Regions from separate parts of the Homo sapiens genome. Here region 1 is linked to region 2. Evidence: chromatin loops called from intact Hi-C (ENCODE). Cell type or tissue: Calu3. All regions are shown on one strand.

What was found. Peaks named below come from ENCODE experiments on the same cell type or tissue, not always from the same donor. Only the 100,000 strongest peaks of a DNase experiment are listed, where the experiment ranks them.
Region 1: a loop joins it to region 2, with 4 times the contacts of the local background. A loop is called at or near these places in 7 of 110 quality-filtered maps.

What each region holds. Positions count from the first base shown.
Region 1 is chr15:29,673,394-29,675,893 of GRCh38, forward strand. It overlaps LCIIAR (lung cancer immune cell infiltration associated lncRNA), which reads left to right and starts at 1,542. Exons shown (of 2, transcript NR_135221.1): 1 at 1,542-2,133. It also overlaps a transcript of ENTREP2 not described here. RefSeq lists enhancers at 1,955-2,485, 2,486-2,500. In Calu3, no CTCF peak of the experiment used is centred here; a DNase peak (open chromatin) is centred at 1,548.
Region 2 is chr15:29,813,786-29,816,285 of GRCh38, forward strand. All of the region lies in intron 1 of TJP1 (tight junction protein 1), which reads right to left. Among named protein-coding and RNA genes, the nearest start is that of TJP1, 7.4 kb to the right of the region's middle. In Calu3, no CTCF peak of the experiment used is centred here; no DNase peak of the experiment used is centred here.

The DNA of each region.
Region 1 (2,500 bases), 140 kb before region 2:
TGGAGTCGCTGTGGTTCAAACACCTCTGACAAAATCACGGAAAGTCGAAGCTGTCCTCTTTTGCTGAATCAGTTCCTGGGTAGAGGCCACAGGATCCCATGTGGTGCCAGCTGATCATCGATCATCATGTGCAGGGTCTACAAATCATCTCAAGCACTGATCTTAGGCCTTACCATAGTGAGTTTATTCTCAGGAGCAATTTGGGATGGCTCAGAATCTTGGAGTCTCCAGATGCATGACTCCTAAACCCTAATTTCTAACCTTACAGCTAATTTGTTAGTCCTGCAAAGGCAGTGTAGTCCCCAGGCAAGAAGGGAGTTTGTTTTGGGAAAGGGCTGTTATTGTTTTTGTTTCAAAGCAAAACAATAAACCAAGTTCCTCCCAAAGTTAGTTCATGCCCAGGAATGACAAGGACAGCTTGGGGGTTGGAAGCAAGATGGAGTCAGTTAGGTGAGATCTCTTTCACTGTCATAGTTGTCTGTTATAATTTTGCAAAGGCAGATCTACCATTTCTCTGAAGGTTGAGTTTGGGATGTGGTAGCCTTTGAGTACCCGTCCTGTTGCTGTGTGTGTGTTCAGGGCAATCCAGGAAATCTGGAGAAACCAGAGTGTGTGGTCCCCCTTCCCCATTTCTCTAGTGGATCAGGTAGGAGGGTGACTGAGGAAATGTGTCCTGGGATACTTCCTGCCTCCCAGGGTGTGTGGGACTCAGCCCTTCCCCAGCCTGCAGAGGATGGGGGGGGGGGGGGGCTTTGCCAGCAGTCAAGTCCTGTGCCCCAGGGGACCAGGAAGCCTGTATCAACTCCTCGCTACCCCAGCCAGAAGCAGCAAACGCTCCACCCTGTCCTGCTGCCTGATGGGCAGAGTTGTTTTTTTTGTTTTTGTTTTTGTTTTCAGACACAGTCTCATTCTGTCGCCCAGGCTGGAGTGCAGTGGCGCAATCTCAGCTCACTGCAACATCTGCCTTCCAGGCTCAAGCGATTCTCCTGCCTCAGCCTCCCGAGTAGCTGGGACTACAGGTGCCCGCCACCATGCCCAGCTAATTTTTGTATTTTTAGTTGAGACGGGGTTTCACCATGTTGGCCAGGATGTTCTCGAACCCCTGACCTCGTGATCCGCCCGCCTCGGCCTCCCAAAGTGCCGGGATTACAGGCGTGAGCCACCGCGCCCGGCTTGAGCACAGACTTTTAATCAGATTTTTTCTTTCTTTAAATTCCTGTGAGACCAGCCGCCTGAGGGATTAAGAATATCGAGGGATGGAAGGGAGAGTAAAAGAACGGGCACTTTTCCCTAGGGAAAAGGAGGCATGCCGGGGGGGCGGAGGGAAGGAGGGGGTGTGGAGGAGGGAAGGAGGGAAAAGGGGGAGGGAGGAGAGGGAGGAGGGGGCGCGGAGGAAGGGGCGGGCTTCCCCCTGCCGGCCTCCCTTCCTTCCCCGCTGCCTCCGCCTCTCGCACTAGCGCCCCGCACCTGTGGCGCCCCTGCTCCGCCCAGTCCCGCGGCCTCCTCGCCCCTAGTCCCCGGCGCTCCCCGCCCCTTCCCGTGGGATCCGCCCCTCCGCCAGCCCCGCTGGCTTCCCCTCTCCGCCACCCCGGACTCAGAACCTCCCCTCCCCCGCCGGGGCCTGGGCGCGCCTGCCCTTCGCTCCCCGACCTCCTGCTGCAGCTCTGGGCCCCTCGGCCGCTCCCTCCCCTCCTCCCTTGCTCACCCCACGGTTGGCCGCGGATCTCCAGCACGCCGCCCCAGTCCTCGGCGTCCCGCAGCGCCTGCCAGGGTCGCCGAGCCTCCCCTGCCTCCTGGCCGCCTCTGCAGTGCCGTCCTCCCGGGGCTGGCTCTCTCCCCAGGCCCCCGCTTTGGCCACCCAGGCACTTTCCGCCCTGAGCGTGGCAGCTGCTGCCGGGGGTCCTGGGACCGCGGGATGGGAACTCCCACGCAGCGTCCCACAGGCTCCTGGCCGCCGCGAGCCCGCGCGACTCGCACGAGCATGTCCACCCGCAGCGAGGGGCCGGTCACTGCTACGGAGCCCGCCAGAAGGCAAAGCCCCAGACAGCAAATAGGGAGGCGGCTGGCACCCAGGGAGGCCGAGGCGGGAGGATCGCTGGAGCCCAGGAGTTCGAGACCTGCCTTGGCAACATAGTAAGACGCCCCCCCACCCCCCGCCCACCATCTCTACAATAAATTTAAGAATTAGCCTGGCATAGTGGCGCGCGCCTGTGGTCCCAGCACTTCGGGGAGGCTGAGGTGGGAAGATCACCTGCGCCCAGGACGGTCGAGGCTGCAGTAAGCCGAGATCGCGCCACTGCACTCCAGCCTGGGCGACAGAGCCCAGACCCCGTAACAAAGCAAAAATGAAGGAGGCGGCGGTTTACTTCTGGAATAACTGCAGAAGATCATCAAGTGCAGGGAGCTGTGGAACTCCCGGGCGCCCAGCCCTCGGCGCCCCTGCACCCTCAGCCGTAGAGCTGGGGTGTTCCGGCCCGGAGGGATAGGGGTTTGCAGGGTG
Region 2 (2,500 bases):
CACCATTAAAATGCCCTATCAGTACAGAGATGTGTTCACTGCTGCATCTCCAGCACCTACAACAGTGATTGGTACACACGAGGTAACCAACAAATATCTGCTGAATGTAAAATTCCGCTTTAGGAATCCAAATTGTTACATATTTCACAGCTTCTTGAACCCTAAATGTAACAGTAACAGCTAGTATAGTGTTCATTTGCCTTGTCAGTATATTCAAGGAGCTGTTAAGCATATAAGCCAATTACTTTATAATTCTTAATGTCTCCCTCCTATTGAGATATTGATACCAAACATATGCAGAAAACACTTACATCAATGTATCCAGATTCAATTCAAACATTTAAAAACATTAACAAGGAAAAATACAGAAACTCTGCTAAACAGCAAGCCCAGGTTTAGAAAATGACTTTGTCACCTCCTCCAACGAAGAAAGCACACAAGAATGCTCTGTTATTACAGGATGACCATAAGTTTGCTCGTATTTTTAAGAGTAAACAATGCAAATCCTTTGTTTCTTCAACAATGAGTTACACAATTCACAAAGTGATCATTACAGCGTATAGCAGTTGAAAACTGTAAATTTCTAGGATCGGGATCCCAAACAAAATGTACTCATTTAATATGTGTTAAGCTAACAAAAAGAATTAGTCATTACTGGTATCCTCCTGAATTTTAAAATTACATACTAAATTAAGTGAGCTAATCTTATATTAAGTTTAACTGGTGATATTCAGTTACCAGAAACTGTTGTACAATCTCCAAGATAATGACAATTCCAAAAGCGTGAAAATTCCTAAGATAACCAAGAAGAAAAATGAACTTTTCAGTCTTTGGGAATTTACATTTTTTTAAAAAGGAAAAAATATTTCGGTAAGTCAAAAAAAATTAATTAAACCAGGTATACGCTAATCTTATGTTCCTAATTAGAATCCACAGAAAGTAATATCAGCTTCTGTTTTACCTCCTTTCCGGACATGATAAACTAGAATTGAGATCATTCACCAGTTAACTCACTTCCCAGTATTTTCAGTATATCAACTGAAATATATCCGCAACACAAACTAATAAAACCTTATCTCTTGATCTATCCCAAAGTGAGGGCCACCTGAGATTCAGTATTGAGCACTACATATATGACAGGGTTTTGTTATCACATTTCAAATGGTGTTTTACAGTACAAAGTTTGGTAACATTGGTGTTCTCATGATCTAAAGCTGTGTTCTTGTGGTAAAGGCAATCATTCAGAGTCCATTTATTTTCATCCATGCTTAGGATATAAGATAAAACTCCCTACCCACGTATTCCCCACATACTGCTCATTATTAAGAATTTATCTGTTTAAGAGGAATGGAAATAAAGCACCTGGCTAGCCCATAAAGGAGCAACCTGAAGCCACTCTTCTCTGCAATAAATAAATAAAGATGCACTCTAGGTCAGAGAGAGCAAAAGTCTTATTTTTATTGCTGGCTTATGCAAGAAATACTGCAACACACCAATTTTATAGGATTAACTTTAAAATCTGTAAACTATCCTAATGTCTATTTCTTTCTACAAGACTAAAAGTTGTTAAAGTAAAAAGGTTTTTCAAGATTTGCTTTCAAAATTCAGAGGTGCAAAGCAAGTTCCAGTCAAATATTCCAGGAGGATCATTCTAGACATAAACTATCTTTTTATTTAACATATCAAAACTTTGCTAATTAGAAATGACTGGCTCATTCCACTAGCTTGTCTTCAGCTACTATAATGCTCAGTCATACACAATGCTGAGCACGTGAATGCTTTCAGGCAGGCCTGAAATGAGCAATGACTGAGCAGTCACAGATGGGTGGCACTACACATGAATTTACAGCTGGACTCATGGTCTTTCAGTAAGGTGAATTTTTATCATATCAGGGGTATGTCAAGTAACAGGATTACGTCTTCAAATTTTCCACCAAAACTATTATTTTTAAAGACATTTTCCTTAGCAGCATGGTGATCTATCATATTTATACACAGTTTTATTCTTAGAACTGTACAGAGTTTACATTTGGTCTCTAAACAGAAAAGAGATTAAAGAGCAAGTAAAAGTCAGAGCCAGACCTTGTTTCCAGGATTGGAGGGGAAAAAGGGAGTGGAACTACTGTACTTTTTTTCCTTCAAATCAAACGGGAAGCAGTACTACATATACTGCGTTACAGCCCTCGAAGCCACAGATTGGTTTCCACCTCATTATTTATTGGTGTCTTTCCTTTTTTTTTTTTGAGACAGACTCTCACTCTGTTGCCCAGGCAGGAGTGCAGTGGTGCTATCTCGACTCACTGCAACCTTGGCTCAACTGCAAACTCTGCTTCCTGGGTTCAAATGATTCTCCTGCCTCAGCCTCCCAAGTAGCTGGGATTTTAGGCATGTGCTACCACACCCGGCTAATTTTTGTATTTTTAGTAGAGACGGGGTTTCGGCCGTGTTGGTTGTGCTGGTCTTGAAGTCCCGCCCTCAGGTGATATGCCCGCCTCAGCCT